2 separate regions of the Homo sapiens genome follow, and region 1 is linked to region 2. A link is an interaction called in ENCODE POLR2A ChIA-PET data of the cell type or tissue named here. Cell type or tissue: GM12878. All regions are shown on one strand. Links, peaks and the distances in the headings refer to the core of each region. The heading gives the core; the rest is flanking DNA. Region 1 has its middle 18 kb from the start of LINC00850. Region 2 holds the start of MAGEA11 (MAGE family member A11).

What was found. Peaks named below come from ENCODE experiments on the same cell type or tissue, not always from the same donor. Only the 100,000 strongest peaks of a DNase experiment are listed, where the experiment ranks them.
Region 1: POLR2A ChIA-PET joins it to region 2 with 10 read pairs; 2 of 35 experiments call an interaction of 5 or more read pairs at or near these places.

Annotation. Positions count from the first base shown.
Region 1 is chrX:149,803,404-149,812,469 of GRCh38, forward strand. It overlaps the pseudogene MAGEA7P. Among named protein-coding and RNA genes, the nearest start is that of LINC00850, 18 kb to the right of the region's middle. In GM12878, for the core only: no CTCF peak of the experiment used is centred there; no DNase peak of the experiment used is centred there.
Region 2 is chrX:149,711,943-149,721,008 of GRCh38, forward strand. MAGEA11 (MAGE family member A11) reads left to right here and starts at 118. Exons shown (of 5, transcript NM_005366.5): 1 at 118-220; 2 at 1,201-1,313; 3 at 2,539-2,634; 4 at 3,662-3,735; 5 at 3,811-5,326. The coding sequence starts at 1,218. The coding sequence ends at 4,834. In GM12878, for the core only: no CTCF peak of the experiment used is centred there; a DNase peak (open chromatin) is centred at 3,739.

The DNA.
Region 1 (9,066 bases), core at 4,281-6,780, 93 kb after region 2:
AATCACAGTCGATGGGGGGTGCCATCCCACAACATGCAGCTTTCAGCAGACATCGCACAAGTTAGAAGTGCAACCTGTCTGCATCAGAAATACAGTGCCCATGAGCAGCTTCACTCCAGTTGGCCCCACCGGAGAACAAGCCCTTCATCATGGGCATCTGCAAGAGATGTGGGAGGTCTGTGCTGCATCTGTGCTGTGTGGTGATGGTTTCGAACCCCACTAACAGGTGTTTAAAACCTGCCAGGGTTCCAGAGTCAAAGATGCCTTTGTTGCATTGAGCTATGCCTGCTTTCTGCTTGGCACAGCTTGTGGTGAGTCCGAAACAGCTCAGAGCAGATACTTTGGTTTTAGTTTAGAGTCAAGGCCAGCTTATTGAGATTTGTGACTTTGCAATTCCAAAACAGTCGGGGGTGGAAGGAAGGGGTTCTGTAGCAGCAGGATAGCCAGCACGCTGCAAGGCCGGAAAACAGTGAGGCAGGGAGACGCCTGCCTGGCATGCTTTCCTATGGCCTTTAGGCCTTGCCAGTCTTACAGTCCAAACATGCACCTCAAATCACGCACCTTAGCTCCGACAGTCATCAGCTTATACGTGGCTGACATCCCAGTTCAGAAGAGCTCATTTCACACTGTTTGGGACTGGGGGTTGATCAAGGAAAATGAGAGGATCACCAGAGGCTGTACCATACAAGCAGCTTTATTGGGTGGTGCTTGGACAGGGAATGCAGGGAGGGGACAGACTGTCCAGAGTCTATGTTTCCAGGGTCACCATCAGAACGGAAGGAAGGCAGGAGAACTGATGGTGCAGATGGGAATTGGAGAAGGACCTTATGAGTATAGGTGATGTTGCTCAGCAGCTGGGCCAAGTGGCTTGGGAGTCTCGTAACCATAAGGTTCTATCTTATCTACGGTTAGCAGATGTTAGGTGAGGACTAGCAGGGTATGCAAGCGAGGAAGGCTCTGAATGCCTAAAAACGTACTTAGCTGTGCCACGTTTCAAACCATCAACTGTGTGAAACATTCAGTTTTGTGCTGATGGGCTTCTGAGCCAACAGGTCTCAGTCTTGTGAAGAAAAACAGTAGAGAAACATCAGCAGTGCTGCACGACAGCTGAGATGCTACTGCAAGGCCCTTTGCCAGCCACATCCCACGTCTAAACAATAAGCAAGGCCTTCCTCCAGCCTAGGGGCTACACACACAGGTCATCTTTGGTTCATTTATAGAACACAAGCTGAAAACTGTTTTTAAAATCTCTGAAGATGTATCTCCACCTGGAGACCGTCTCTCTTTTTCCATGTGGACTTCCTTTCTCCAGGGATCCCAGGAGGCAAGAATTATCACCTTCAGAAACACTTTCTGTTTCCCATACTTGAAAAGCTTAACGCGAACACACACGCAGAGTTAGAGAGAAAGAGCGTGAAAGCCAATCCAAGCACTAGATATACACTGATTGAGAATAGTGTTAATACTGTAATTCCTCACAGACAAAGTTTCGTACAGAAGGCTTTTAAGATTCTGTAGAAAAGAAAACCAGTGGAAATCACGAGCATCCAAGTATCCCTGTCTACAGCAAGGGAGGAAAGCTCGGTGTTAAGCAAAGCTAACACTGTCTCCTTTAGAAAGGCTCATTAACTCGGGGGCCTGTGTGAAACAACATTCAGGGGAGGCCACTGCTGTGGACTAGCCTCCTGCCCTAAGCCCCAGCTGACCACACCTGACCAGAATGGGGTCACTTGTGCTGAGCGCCTTGGGGATCACAGAGAAGTGAGGGCCTGGTTCTGATGAGATTGTTGGAGGGAAGCGGGCCCAGCTTCCGTGAGGAGGCAAGGTGAGGCCCTGAGGGAGGACTGAGGACGCCCCCGCCCCAGAGGGAAGACCCCAAATAATCCAGCACCACCCCTGCTGCCAGCCCTGGACCACCTGGGGGCGGACTTCTCAGGCTGTGGGCCACCCTTCGCCACCCCACCGCTTAAGCCCCAGGGGACTCTGGAGTCAGAGCTTGGTATGACCAGGGCAGGGCTGGTTAGGAGAGGGCAGGGGCCAGGCTCTGCCAGGCATAACAAGGTCAGGATTCTGAGGGAGGGCTGAGGCCCCATAGAAGGAAGCTCTGTCTTTGCTGTCAGCGCTGGGAAATGCTGGGAATGGGGACCAGGCACGTTGATGCTGCTGTCCACATCCTGGGCTGATGGAGGGAAGGGGCTTGATACCATGAGCATCACCTCAGAGGAGTAGACGGAGGGCCCAGGTCCTGCCGGGAGAGCACGGAGGCCTTAAAGGACAATCACTACAGGACAGGGGACCCGCCCCGCCCCCATCTCAAGCTAAGGCACCTCCTCATTTCGCCTCAGGAATCCAACAGATAGACTCAGGTCGGCAGAGGGGAGCTCTGACGCAGCCCTGCCAGGATCAAGGGGAGGAAAAAGAGGGAGGACTCAGGACACCTTGGACTCCAGATCACTGGGGACCTCCGCCCTTGGAGGTCCCACGCACGATGGCTGCATGTGGTGCATCCCTGCCTATGCCTTGGAGACAACAAAGAGGAGAGGGCTTTGGTATGAGGACTGGAGGCTCAGGTTAGCAGAGGGAGGAGTCTCAGGACCCTGAGGGAAGACTCAGCAGAGCTTCTTTCCCAGAGGTAGGACACCTGCCCTTCCTGTCAGTCCTGGGGGGCCTCGGGCAGGACTGTGGGGAACGGACCTGGCCCCCACTTCCTCGTTAGGGATCCCAGGGAGATGGTGGCCTTGACCTGGAAGACCGTCCAAAGTTCAGCAGGAGGGAAAGGGCCAGGCCCTGTCGGAAGTAAATCTGAATATCTATAGGACACCCAGACACAGGAGGCACTCCTGAAATATGCACCTTTTGTCAGTCTTGGGAATCCCATTGAGGGGTGTCAGTGTAGAGTTCCTTCACTTCTGCCTCCCAGGCCCCAGAGAGGTGGGGGCCTCCGTCTGAGGGGTGTCCTCAGCTCAGCAGAGATAGCCACACCTGGTCAGCACAGGTTGGGTCCAGTCTTCCAGGCGTCAAGAGAAGGAAGGTTGGTGAAGACTGAAGGTAAGAAGGTACCTCCACACCTCCAAGAAGAAGGGAACTCGCAGAACCTGGCTTCCACTGTTCTCAGCCCCGGGTGGCCCCAGGCATAGGTACCATGTGGCATGCTCTCCTTTCTGCCATATGGCGGGAGGTGGGAGGTCTCAGGGAGGTGAACACCTTGGTATTAGTGGTACTTACAGTTCAACAGAGGAAGCCACATCTGGCCAGCAGAGGGAGGGGTCCCAGGATCAGCAGGACCCAAGGAGTGCCCCCTTCATGAGGACTGATGGTACCCCTGGCCCAGAAGGAAAGGACTCCACAGATTATGGCTGTCACTTATTCTTAGCTCTGGGACAATCAGATCAGGAATGTCCCTAATTGGCAATCTCACTTGTACCACAGATAGGAAGTTGGGGAACCCTTGGGGACATGGGGTGTTGGTGTAAAGGCGAGATGGCTGCTCCTCTCAGGAGTTTGGGAGTTGAGGAAGGGCAGGCGCCAGGAGGAGTAAAGATGAATAACCCACCGGAAGACATTGGAAGCCTCACCCCAGAACCAAAGGGGCCAGCTCCTGGAGTGAGCCCTGGACACCCCACCCAATGGTGATGGGATGTGGCGCCTCCTCACTTCTGTTTCTAGATCTTAGGGAGGTGAGGACCTTGTTTTCAGAGGGTGACTCAGGTCAACACAGGGACCCCAGTCTGATCGACTGACACACTGGTCCCAGGATCTGCCAGGTGTCCAGGTGAGGAACCTGAGGGAGGACTGAGGGTACCCCCAGGCAAGAACGCAAACGGGGGCTCCACAGAAATCTTCCCTGCCCCTGATGTCACCCCAGAGAGCATAGGCAGGGCTGTCAGCTGAGGTCTCTCTCTTATCCTGGGATCATCAGTGTCAGGGAGGGGGATGCCTTGGTCTTAGGGGGCTGAACTCAGGTCAGTAGAGGGAGAGCCCCAGACTCTGCCAGGAGTCAACATGAGGACCCAGCAGGCTCCTTGCCCAGGACACATGGTGTCCAGTGAATTTGGATATCTCTTGCTGTCTCTCCCAGTGGACCTAGGCACATGTGGCCAGATGTGGGTCCCCTCATACCCTTCTGTTCCATATCAGGGTTGTGAACTCTTTATCTGAGTTTCTCGAGCCAGCAAAAGGGCAGGATGAGGCCCCTCCAGGAGAAAGGTGAGTGAGCACAGAGGGGACCATGCACCCCATGAGAGTAGGGACCTCACAGAGCCTGGTCAACCCTTCTGACAGCACTGGAAAGCCAGGGCTGTGCTTGCAGTCTGCACCCTGAGGGCCCCTCGATTCCTCTTTTAGGAGCTCCAGGAACCAGGCAGTTAGGCCTTGGTCTGAGGCACTGTGCTCAGGTCACAGAGCAGAGGAGTCGCAGGCAGTGTTAGCAGTCAAGGCGAGGTTCTGATCTGAATGGACAACAAGGGCCCCACACTCCCCAGAACACAAGGGACTCCAGAGAGCCCAGCCTCACCTTCCCTACTGTCAGTCCTGCAGCCTCAGCCTCTGCTGGCCGGCTGTACCCTGAGGTGCCCTCTCACTTCCTCCTTCAGGTTCTCAGCGGACAGGCCGGCCAGGAGGTCAGAAGCCCCAGGAGGCCCCAGAGGAGCACCGAAGGAGAAGATCTGTAAGTAGGCCTTTGTTAGGGCCTCCAGGGCGTGGTTCACAAATGAGGCCCCTCACAAGCTCCTTCTCTCCCCAGATCTGTGGGTTCCTCCCCATCGCCCAGCTGCTGCCCGCACTCCAGCCTGCTGCCCTGACCAGAGTCATCATGTCTTCTGAGCAGAGGAGTCAGCACTGCAAGCCTGAGGATGGCCTTGAGGCCCAAGGACAGGAGGCTCTGGGCCTGGTGGGTGTGCAGGCTCCCGCCACCGAGGAGCACGAGGCTGCCTCCTCCTTCACTCTGATTGAAGGCACCCTGGAGGAGGTGCCTGCTGCTGGGTCCCCCAGTCCTCCCCTGAGTCTCAGGGTTCCTCCTTTTCCCTGACCATCAGCAACAACACTCTATGGAGCCAATCCAGTGAGGGCACCAGCAGCCGGGAAGAGGAGGGGCCAACCACCTAGACACACCCCGCTCACCTGGCGTCCTTGTTCCAATGGGAAGGTGGCTGAGTTGGTTCGCTTCCTGCTGCACAAGTATCGAGTCAAGGAGCTGGTCACAAAGGCAGAAATGCTGGACAGTGTCATCAAAAATTACAAGCACTAGTTTCCTGTGATCTATGGCAAAGCCTCAGAGTGCATGCAGGTGATGTTTGGCATTGACATGAAGGAAGTGGACCCCGCGGCCACTCCTACGTCCTTGTCACCTGCTTGGGCCTCTCCTACAATGGCCTGCTGGGTGATGATCAGAGCATGCCCGAGACCGGCCTTCTGATTATGGTCTTGACCATGATCTTAATGGAGGGCCACTGTGCCCCTGAGGAGGCAATCTGGGAAGCGTTGAGTGTAATGGTGTATGATGGGATGGAGCAGTTTCTTTGGGCAGCTGAGGAAGCTGCTCACCCAAGATTGGGTGCAGGAAAACTACCTGCAATACCGCCAGGTGCCCAGCAGTGATCCCCCGTGCTACCAGTTCCTGTGGGGTCCAAGGGCCCTCATTGAAACCAGCTATGTGAAAGTCCTGGAGTATGCAGCCAGGGTCAGTACTAAAGAGAGCATTTCCTACCCATCCCTGCATGAAGAGGCTTTGGGAGAGGAGGAAGAGGGAGTCTGAGCAGAAGTTGCAGCCAGGGCCAGTGGGGCAGATTGGGGGAGGGCCTGGGCCAGTGCACGTTCCACACATCCACCACCTTCCCTGTCCTGTTACATGAGGCCCATTCTTCACTCTGTGTTTGAAGAGAGCAGTCAATGTTCTCAGTAGCGGGGAGTGTGTTGGGTGTGAGGGAATACAAGGTGGACCATCTCTCAGTTCCTGTTCTCTTGGGCGATTTGGAGGTTTATCTTTGTTTCCTTTTGCAGTCGTTCAAATGTTCCTTTTAATGGATGGTGTAATGAACTTCAACATTCATTTCATGTATGACAGTAGGCAGACTTACTGTTTTTTATATAGTTAAAAGTAAGTGCATTGTTTTTTATTTATGTAAGAAAATCTATGTTATTTCTTGAATTGGGACAACATAACATAGCAGAGGATTAAGTACCTTTTATAATGTGAAAGAACAAAGCGGTAAAATGGGTGAGATAAAGAAATAAAGAAATTAAATTGGCTGGGCACGGTGGCTCACGCCTGTAATCCCAGCACTTTAGGAGGCAGAGGCACGGGGATCACGAGGTCAGGAGATCGAGACCATTCTGGCTAACACAGTGAAACACCATCTCTATTAAAAATACAAAACTTAGCCGGGCGTGGTGGCGGGTGCCTGTAGTCCCAGCTACTGGGGAGGCTGCGGCAGGAGAATGGTGTGAACCCTGGAGGCGGAGCTCGCAGTGAGCCGAGATCGCGCCACTGCACTCCATCCAGCCTGGGCAACAGAGCGAGACTCCGTCTCAAAAAAAAAAAAAAAATTAGCTGGGTGAGGCGGTGGGTGCCTGTAGTCCCAGCTACTCAGGAGGCTGAGAAGGAGAATGGTGTGAACCCAGGAGACAGAGCATGCAGTGAGCCCAGATCGCACTGCTGTAGCCTGGGCGACAGAGCAAGACTCTATCTCAAAAAAAAAAAAATTAAATTATAGTTAATTCTTGTCTTTCTTGTATTCTGTGTAGTTAAGAAATACATATTTGCTTGGCTAATACATATTGGATTAGCTTGGCTTCTTTGAGAATGTAATTGAATTAAATATGAATAAATGCATTCCCCTGCTCACTGACTCATTTCGTCCTGAAACATTCATTGAGCTTCTGCTATTTGTAAGTCCCTGGGTTAGTATTGGAGATGCTAAGGTAAGCCAGGCCCACCCCTAACCTTACGGTGGGTGAGTCTAGGATCTGCAGTCATATAACTAAGGTGGACAGATGTCCTCCAACATCTAGAGGAAAAATAAGAGAGGGGTGAGGGTGTGGGGCAACAGGTGAGAGTGGTGGAGTGTACATGCCCTGAGCCAAGGCCTTTTGGGCTTTGGGAAACTGCAGTACCTTTTGGGAGAGCTGATTCTAGTGAAATGGGGTAGGACCAGAGCCAGATTCTCAGAGGATGAGAGAAAAGCTTGGAAGGGAAACATGCTCAGCAGTTCCTTTTGGATGGTGGATGAAACAGAGAGGCATCTCCTCCTGGGGCAGGAATGGGAGGTGTCCTGCACTCTTGTCTCAGTGCAGTTGAACACGGCACACGAAGTTGGTGATGGATACCCATCATCCGGAAGGGTTTCCTTAGAGAGAAGCGTGAATCTCCTGGGATGTGAGGCTCAGATGCCACTGGCCAGGTGTTTTTCTTCCTGGTTGTGTGAGCCAGAGCTGACTCTATTAAAGAGACATTCTAACTAGCTTATCTGAAGTGCAATTTGGCCAATTATAACAAGGGAAAGATTTTGGGTCGTGACATAATCAATGAAAAAAGTGGTTTGGATGTAAAAGAAGCTGAGAGAGAGGGAAGGACTTTATTCTTGACTCATATTCTAAGAGCTTTGAGTTGCATTCCAGTTGGGGGAGGGTTCTGCACCCTGAAATTTTGAAGTATGCCCCGTGAGAGGGTAAACTAACTGAAATTCATTGACAAAACTTCCTTTTTTTTGGCCGAGTAATTGTTCCATGTCCTATTCGCCTGCATAGTTTCTGATAAGTCCTGGAGAACCACAACAACAATAAGAAAATCCCAGAATACTAGGATCTGGGGTCAAATACTAGAAATAAAAGCCATCTGCCATTCCGTAAACTTCTTATTTGTGTCAGGACTTGAGCCAGGTGCATCACTTACATTACATACACTCCAACAGCCCTATTGGTCAAGGCCTATTACCCATGCTTCACGGACAAAGAATCTGAGGCTCACAGGGCTTGAGAATGTCCCAGGATCACAAGGGTAGTAAGTAACAGGGCTGGAACCAGATCTCTAGTCTGATTCCACTGGAGCCCAAGCTGCTCCCACTCCTCCCAGCCTGAGGCCCACTTCCTGAGCAGTAGTTCATTTCTCACCACTGCATCATGTCTCTCAGGTGACAAAAGGAAGGACCCTGGGGACAAAGTACTAAAAGCAGGCCAAAAGAAGGTGACAATGAGAATCAAACAGAATTTGGGTGGCATGTGTTGGGGCCCCTGGGAGCTGACTGCTGGGTGCCTTCTGTTGAGCACCTACTATGAAAGATGTTATGGGAGAGCCTACAAGTGCTCATCCACATCTTGGTTCCTCCGTCAAAGGCACAAGAGACAAGTACACTCCCAGCCAGCATGTCTGTCTGGCCCCAACACTTTCCCGAGTTACAACACCCTTCCCTTGGTCGCCCTCACGTGCCCTCCATTCCAACTCAGAGGCCCAGCCTGGTGCTTGCTCTTCCTTGCTGCCTCAGGAGGCTGCACAGAATCCCCTGCTTTCCCCAGAACATGGAGCATCCCTATCCCCTGCAGAACCCCCCTAGCTTTCCCACGGCTCACCTTCGGTCCTGTCCCACAGCCACAGCCACCTGGTCCTCCCTCCCTGGGAGTTCTATACACATTCTTTATTTTCCCAATGGGCTGTGAATAGACTATACTTTGCCCATAATCTCCTGACTCTTGGGAAACAGCCCTGAAGGTGGAGAGTAGATTTTTAAGCCACTCACATATTTGCAGTAGGATTTTAATGGGCTTCTTATCTGAAGCTGGGAACTGAACAGGCAAACAAATAGATAGTGCTCAGAAATTCCATTCCTTCGTAAGAGGTAGAAGAGGAGCACCCATCCTCTAAAGCTGAATTCTTACAAACACTGGGCTCCTCCCGGGGTATGAGAAATGCGTCCTTGATGGACATGCCACCTGGAATTTGAAAAGAATGATGAATCACTCTTCCACTGCCTCCTGTCTGGCATCTGCACCCAGGGACATACTGGCTTTCAGTGTGACTAGTGGCACCTGCACAGGTGTTTAGGCAAGAACAGTTATGTGGAGAGAAGCAGATAT
Region 2 (9,066 bases), core at 2,726-5,225:
CCGCCTCGCCTCGCCCCGCCCCGCCTCGCCTCGCCCCGCCCCCACACGGGCAGAATCGGGTTCGCTCCTGCTGTAAATCCAGGGAAGCTCCAGGCGTGGGGGCCGGATGTGACCTCCATTGGCTTCCGCCTCTGGGATCTGAGAGAAGCGAAAGCGTCTTTCTGAGGGGTGTCTTGAGAGTGGCAGAGGGCAGCGGGTCCAGGCTCCATGAGGAGGCAAGGTGAGAGCTGAGGGAGGACTGAGGAGTCCTCCTACCCAGATAGAGGGCCCCAAATAATCCAGCGCCAACCCTGGAGCCAGCCCTGAAACAACAGGGGACCAAATTATCAGGCTGAGACAATCCCCCTCCTCAATGCCCAAGGAGACTCTGCGAGTCTATGGTGTGACCCGGGCAGAGGCAGTTCCATAAAGGGTGGGGCCCCGGCCTTTCCAGGCATCAACATCAGGACTCTGAGAAATTATGGAGAGGTTCCACCCCATCCTGATAGAGGGGCCACAAAGTCCATCCTTGTCCCTGCAGACAACGCAAAGGACCTCCGGGCTTGGTACTGCGGAGTTGCACATTAGGGGGTCAGAGAGAAGTGATAGCCCGGTTCTGAAGGGCGGCTTGTGACCTGCTGAGGGCAGCGGGCCCAGGCTCTGTGAGGAGGCAAGATGAGATGCTGAGGGAGGACTGAGGATGCTCCCTACCCAGATAGAGGACCCCAGATAATCCAGCACCGCCTCTGCTGCCAGCCCTGGATCACCCCATGGGGATGGACTTCTCAGGCTGGGCCGTCCCCTCTGACACCCCCCTCGGCTTCTGCCCCCCGCCGCTTAAGCCTCAGGGGACTGTGGGGTCAGAGCTTGGTGTGACCAGGGCAGGGCTGGTTGGGGGGGGCAGGACCCAGGTTCTGCCAGGCATCAAGGTCAGGACCCCGAGGGAGGGCTGAGGCCCCACAGAGCAAGGCTCCCTCTCTGCTGTCAGTCCTGGGAAGTTCCTGGCATTGCTGCCAGGCAAGTGGATCCTGATTTCCGCATCCTGGGCTGACAGAGGGAAGGGGCTTGGTATCATGAGAAAGACCTAGGGGGAGCACAGACAGGGCTCAGTCCCTGCTGGGAGGTGAGCAAGGCCTGAGGGACAACTGAAGGGACCCAGCACCCCAGAACAGCCCCCCCCCATAGTCCCGCCGTCTCAAACTGAGGTGCCTTTTCATTCAGCCTTGGGAATCTGAGGGATGGAGACTCAGTTCCGCAGAGGGGGTCTGGGGTGCAGCCCTGCCAGCATCAAGAGGAAGAAGAAGAGGGAGGACTCAGGAGACTTTGGACTCCAGGTCAGTAGGGACCTTGGCCCTTGGAGTTCCAAGGCACGGTGGCCACATGTGGTGCATCCTCACTCTGCCTTTGGGGTGTCAGCAAGGAGTGGGTTGTGGTCTGAGGAGTGGAGCCTCAGGTCAACCCAGGGAGGAGTCCCAGAGGGAGGACTCAGGCAACCAATTATCCCTGAGGTAGAAAACCTGCCCCTGCCATCGGTCCTTGGAGGCCCCAAGCAGGACTCTAGGAAAGAGAGGCAGCTCCCCACTTCCTAGTTGGGGTTCTCTGGGAGATGGTGGTCGTGGCCTGCAAAACTCATCCACAGTTCAGCAGGAGAGACATGGATAGGCCTTGTCAGGAGTAAATCTGAATACCTGGAGGAAACCCAGAGAGAGGAGGCACCCCTGAAATCTGCTTCATCTGTCAGCCTTTGGCATCCCATGAGGGGTGTCCATGTAGTGCCCCTTCACTTTCTGCCTCCCATATCTCAGAGAGGTGGGGCCCTTGGTCTGAGGCAGGTCCTCAGGTCAGCAGAGGGATACACACCTGGTCAGCACAGGGTGGAGTCCAGGATCTGCCAGTAGTCAAGGAGAGGAAAATTGATGAAGACTGAAGGTAAGAATGTACCCTCCCACATGCCAAAGAAAAAGGGACCTCACCAATCCTTGCTTCCTCTGTTTTCATCCCTCGGAGGCCCAAGTTGGGGAGGCATGTGCCATGCTCACATTTCTGCCACGAGGTTGGGGGTGGCACCTTGCTCAGGGAGGTGAGCACCTTGTTTCAAGGGGGTGATGACAGGTCAGCAGGTGGAGCCACACCTGATCAGCAGAGGGAGGAGTCCCAGGATCTTTAGGACTCAAGGTGTATGTGTCCCCTTGGTGAGGACTGGAGATACCCACATCCCATAATGAAGGGATCCCACAGAGTCTCTCTGTCCCCTGTCCTTGGCTGTGTGGGGACCTCATCACGGGTGGCCCCAAGTGGCAAGGTCACTTGTACCACAGGCAGAAAGTTGGGAAACCTTCAGGGAGATGAGGTCTTGGTGTAAAGGGATATGTCTGCTCATCTCAGGGGTTGGGAGTCAAGGAAGGACAGGCCCTGGCAGAAGTAAAGATGAAAAACCCACAGGAGGACTTTGGAATCCCCAGAACCGAAGGGTCCAGCCTCTGCTGTCAGCCCTGGACAACCACATGATGGGGTGATGGGACGTGGGGCCCCTTACTTCTGTTTTGGAATCTTGGGCAGGTGAGCACTATGTTCTCAGAGGACGACTTCCAGTCAACAGAAAGAGCCCCATATGGTCCACAACTACAGTGGTCCCAGGATCTGCCAAGAGTCCAGGTGAGAAACCTGAGGGAGGATTGAGGGTTCCTCCTGGCCAGAACACAGAGGGCTGCTTAGAAATCTGCTCTGCCCCTGCTGTCTCCCCAGAGAGCATGTGCAGGACTATGTGCTGAGACCCCTCTCTTATACTGGGATCATTGGTCTCAGGGAGCGGGAGACATTGGTCTGAGAGGGCTGCACTTAGGTCAGCAGTGGGAGGGTCCCAGGCCATGACCAGAATCAAGGTGGGGGCTGACGGGACAGCACTTACCAAAAACATGGGACTCAGCCCTTCCCTGCCCCTTCTGTCAGCTATGGGAAGTCCCTGGGACCATGGGTGTTTCTATTTCCCTGATTTCCTCTTCTGATATCTCCTGGAGGTAGAGCTTTGGTTTAAGGAGATGGCGTCAGGTCAACAGAGGGAGGGTCCCAGGCCAAGATAGGCATCAAGATGGGAACCAAACAGGCTCCTTACCCGAGGACACATGGACCCTGCTGACTGTCACCATCTCTTGCTGTCCTTCCTGGGTAGCCCTGTGTACATGTGGCCAGATGTGTATCCCCACATGTCCTCTTTCATATCAGGAAAGAGCTATTGATCTGAGAGTTTCTCAGGTCAGGAGAGCTGTGTCTTCCAGGCCCTGGCAGGAGAAAGGTGAGGGCCCTGAGCACAGAGGGGACCATCCACTCCAAAAAAGTGAGAAACTCACAGAGTTTGGCCCACCTTTCTGACAGTGCTGGGGTGCCAGGATGGGTGCTTGCAGTCTGCAGCCTGATGGCCCCATGATTCCTCTTCTAGAAGCTCCAAAAACTGAGCAGTGAGGCCTTGGTCTCAAGCAATGTCTTCAGATCTCAGAACACAGGAAGCCTAGGCAGTGCCAGTAGTCAAGATGAGATGTTCACCCTTAATCTACAAATGGCCCCACCTGCCCCAGTACAGAAAGGGACCCCCAGCTTGCAACCTCACCTGCCCTACCTCAGTCCTGGAGCCTCCTGCTCTGATGTCCAGCTGCATCTTGAGCAGCCTTCTCACTTCCTTTTTCAGGTTTTTAGAGAACAGGCCAACCTGGAGGACAGGAGTCCCAGGAGAACCCAGAGGATCACTGGAGGAGAACAAGTGTAAGTAGGCCTTTGTTAGATTCTCCATGGTTCATATCTCATCTGAGTCTGTTCTCACGCTCCCTCTCTCCCCAGGCTGTGGGGCCCCATCACCCAGATATTTCCCACAGTTCGGCCTGCTGACCTAACCAGAGTCATCATGCCTCTTGAGCAAAGAAGTCAGCACTGCAAGCCTGAGGAAGGCCTTCAGGCCCAAGAAGAAGACCTGGGCCTGGTGGGTGCACAGGCTCTCCAAGCTGAGGAGCAGGAGGCTGCCTTCTTCTCCTCTACTCTGAATGTGGGCACTCTAGAGGAGTTGCCTGCTGCTGAGTCACCAAGTCCTCCCCAGAGTCCTCAGGAAGAGTCCTTCTCTCCCACTGCCATGGATGCCATCTTTGGGAGCCTATCTGATGAGGGCTCTGGCAGCCAAGAAAAGGAGGGGCCAAGTACCTCGCCTGACCTGATAGACCCTGAGTCCTTTTCCCAAGATATACTACATGACAAGATAATTGATTTGGTTCATTTATTGCTCCGCAAGTATCGAGTCAAGGGGCTGATCACAAAGGCAGAAATGCTGGGGAGTGTCATCAAAAATTATGAGGACTACTTTCCTGAGATATTTAGGGAAGCCTCTGTATGCATGCAACTGCTCTTTGGCATTGATGTGAAGGAAGTGGACCCCACTAGCCACTCCTATGTCCTTGTCACCTCCCTCAACCTCTCTTATGATGGCATACAGTGTAATGAGCAGAGCATGCCCAAGTCTGGCCTCCTGATAATAGTCCTGGGTGTAATCTTCATGGAGGGGAACTGCATCCCTGAAGAGGTTATGTGGGAAGTCCTGAGCATTATGGGGGTGTATGCTGGAAGGGAGCACTTCCTCTTTGGGGAGCCCAAGAGGCTCCTTACCCAAAATTGGGTGCAGGAAAAGTACCTGGTGTACCGGCAGGTGCCCGGCACTGATCCTGCATGCTATGAGTTCCTGTGGGGTCCAAGGGCCCACGCTGAGACCAGCAAGATGAAAGTTCTTGAGTACATAGCCAATGCCAATGGGAGGGATCCCACTTCTTACCCATCCCTGTATGAAGATGCTTTGAGAGAGGAGGGAGAGGGAGTCTGAGCATGAGATGCAACCAGGGCCAGCGGGCAGGGAAATGGGCCAATGCATGCTTCAGGGCCACACCCAGCAGTTTCCCTGTCCTGTGTGAAATCAGGCCCATTCTTCCCTCTGTGTTTGATGAGAGAAGTCAGTGTTCTCAGTAGTAGAAGGCACAGTGAATGGAAGGGAACACATTGTATACTGCCTTTAGGTTTCTCTTCCATCGGGTGACTTGGAGATTTCTTTTTGTTTCCCTTTGGTAATTTTCAAATATTGTTCCTGTAATAAAAGTTTTAGTTAGCTTCAACATCTAAGTGTATGGATGATACTGACCACACATGTTGTTTTGCTTATCCATTTCAAGTGCAAGTGTTTGCCATTTTGTAAAACATTTTGGGAAATCTTCCATCTTGCTGTGATTTGCAATAGGTATTTTCTTGGAGAATGTAAGAACTTAACAATAAAGCTGAACTGGTGTTGTGAAACAGAGAAATAAAAGGAGAAGGTCATTAATTCTTGTCTTCTTATCCATATTAATCTGTTGTTCTATGAAAGTACACACCCATACACACATGTACACCCCCCTCCCCCCACATACATATTCACCAAGGAAATGCAGTTTCCTACTGAGTTGCAGATTCTCTGAGATGTCCTGGACAATAAAAAATATTCCAAAGTAGAGAGTGGTAGCACCTGGGGTCACAGTAATACTAGAAATAGCTGTCAATCATTAAATATCCAGTACATGCCAGGCATCATCCCAGGTGTTTTAATACATTTTATACATTACAACAGTCCTAAAAAAATGGTCTATCAAACCCATTTTCTGGATGAACCTGAGTCTCATGGTGCTTGGTAACTTTCCCAAGATCATATCACTGGTAAACCACAAGGTTGGCCTGAATTCATCTAGAGCCCATTCTATTCTCACTCTTTGCAGCCTGAAGTACACCTCTGTCCCTTAATTCATTTGTTTTCTCAGTACTGCATAATGTCTCTCAAGTGGCCAAAAGAAGGACACTGTGGACGTGGTACTGAAAGCGGGCCTACAAAAGGAAGGTGACAATGAGAATGAAACATAATCTGGGGATAGTCTGTGGGCTTTATTAACCTAGGGTCCTCCTGCCTGAGCCCTAGGGTTCCTGAGAGCTGACTCTACCCAAGTGCAGGAATTTCTGTCCAACCCTAACACTTTCTCGCGCCACAGAGGCCTTCCCTTGGTCTCCCTCATGTGCCCTTTCTTCCAATTGGAATCTGGCCTGCTTCCTGCTCCTCCCTGCTGCTTGCTGTGAAGGCTAAGCGGAATCACCTGCCTTCCCCTTTACACATCCTGTCATCCCAACTGTGTGTCTAAATACACCCTCGAACTTTTCTAAATAGATGGTGAGTGGAATGTGATTAGCACATGATATACTATTCTTGAGATACGAAGTTACAGAGAGAGAGTTTTTTAAAGCCATTTTGTTATTCGTAATAGGAATTTAATGGGGTGTTTTATTTGAAACTGGTCACTGAACACATACAAGGATGAATGACCTTACCTTGGTGGTGAAAATCTAAACTCTCTCGCATAAGCTGGAGATGAGGAAAGAACATGGAAATCACTGTGGAGTCAACATCTACTGAGGCTGAACTAAAACCCCAGAGTCTCCCAGGAGGTGAAAAATGCTGCCTTGGTGGGAGTACTAGCTCAAATTTTAGTAGAATAATTAACCAAGTTTCTACTTTCTCTTGTCTAGTACTTGCCCCACAGGAAAATATGTGCTTTCATTGTGTCTAAAGGCACCTGACAGGTGTTTAGGCATGTGAAGGGTAGCAGAAACTCACAGGTTAAAATTTTGACCAGGAATCAAATGGAGGAAAAGTTCAAAGCCTACTAATTGTTTAAAGGGTATTATAAAGGGAAGATTCCCTGATGAGCCTTCCTGCTGAGACTTTCAAAGTTCTTGGACAGTTGTGATCTTACATTTCAAAGCATCAGTCACGTAGCAGGCACTTGAAAATGTTAGAGAACTTCAAGGCAAATGTGGGCTTCTCAGAAACTCTAGCAATGACAAGGGTTGTGTAATACCAAATTATCATAATTGCTTTTTTTGAGCACCTCCTACATAACAGTTTATGGGGGAGACTATACCACTCACTCACATTTTGTCTTTGTCTCCTTCCCGGACACATGGGAACAGTACAGCCCACTTGCAGTTAGGAAGGGTCATGTGACCACTTGTTACCACTGAAACATGAGCAGAAGTGTTGTTTGTCACATCCAGGCATTTGAGAACCAGTGTGCCATTTCCAAGTTTTCTTCCTCCATCCAACAGTAAACATGGCAGTTTCATTTTGAGATGATGGAATCACAAGGTGGAAGCAGCCTGGATCCCTGGGTCATGTGAGAGTGGAGAGCCCCTGCCAAACCGCATCAGAACTTATGGGCACATAAAATAAACTTTTCTTGTGTCAATCCATTCAAATTTTAGGGTTTGTCTGTTGCATCAACTAGCGGTTATTTTTACTGACTAATACACAGCAACTATTTTTGCTGCTTTTCTTATTTAAAGAGTCTCATCACAAAAATAGCAGTGTGTATATGTATTCTTGTTGCAAACAATCTAAATATACAGATATATTGTAATTTCTCCCTTTCCAAAGTCCTTCCACAATTTAAGCCCCATCACAGAGTTCACCATAATTATTAATCTGATATGTATTATTTTAAAGCTGATTTTAGGCTTCTTATATATAGATGTGCTATGCAAATACTAGCATATTGGTCATTTTGATAATGATGTATATATTGATATGCTACTTGCCTTTACCACTTAATAAAATGGATACAGAATCTTACCATGACAGTATGTATGTATCTCCCTCGATTTTGTAACCACTCTCTAGAATCTTAAAGCATTAATATGCCATAATCAATTAAACCATTCTATACCTGACAGATAAATAAATTGTTCTCTACTTGTTATGATTAATAGAACTAAAATCAACATCATTGAACATGAATTATTGTGCAAATGTGCATTTTTTTTACTAAGAAATACTTAACAATGTGAACATGAGGTTAAAGAGGAAAGGGTGGAAACAGTTTACAGTTTTATAAATATTGCAGACCTTTCAATCCAAAATCTGAAGCAATTCATGTTCTCACAGATTAATGTGTAGGAGATCAGTCAGGGTAGTGAGAGAAATTATAAGAAGGAGTTATAGGAAAAACACAAACCTTCTTGGAAGGCCAGGAGGTTTTGCAAAAGCTTCGAAAGATAATTTGGCTGAAGGCCGCCAAAGTCTCTTATCCAGAGCCTGAGAGCAAAAGGGAGATAAGAAGGAAGTGTAAATAAATTGATCTAGATAAGCTAGTTTACTTAGGCCTCAGAACCTGGTCTTTAATCATCCATGCACAGGACTGCTCTCTCTGTGGGGGGCAACCATGTTAATTACCCACAAGATGTATTGACTCAAAGGATCTGTACTGAATACTTGCCTGCAGCGCTGGCTTGTTGGGGCCGAGGCTGCTACAACTCTTTCTGTGAACAGCCCAGTCCCCTAGCCCCCTGTTTCACTGGATACCTGTGTGTGAGTACATTTTTTCATCTGTCGCTTGGTCAGGGTCTGCCGGTCAGACCCGGCAGGTGGTGCCCCGTGTGAGGAACACTGCAACGGATCACAACGGAACCCTCGAAAACGAAGGTGAAGAGACTGCGCAGTCATTAAGTCAATAAGTCATAGGTGCCCGCTCGGGATTTCTAAGTTCGAAGGAATTGTTCAGGCTAGGGTTTCATCATCGGACAACAGGTATCAGCGCAACAGCAACAGTATATAAAAGTATTGAAACAGCTGCTTAAAGCTAGCAGAGCCTCAGTTTCGCAGGCTCAGTTAAGGGACCTAATGCAAACTGTTGCTTCCCATAACCCATGGTTCCCGGAAGAAGGTACGCTAGACGTAGAGCTCTGGGAACAAGTTGGGAGAAATCCTAAACAACATCATGCACAAGGGCAGCGGGTCCCAGTAACATCTCTAACGTTATGGGCTTTAGTTAGGGTTGCTTTGGTCCCGCTATACACAGAAGAGCCTAAAAAGGGGAGGGAGGAGGAACCATCACCTACCTTACCACTTCTATCTCCCTCAGCCCGGCTGTTTCTGGGCAAATGTACCAAAGAGGTTTTGCCTAAGCCCTCTCCTCCAATAAATTGGAAAAAAGACAAGGGATACGCTACAGCTATAGGACCCTATCTTAGGCAAGTGGCATTTGA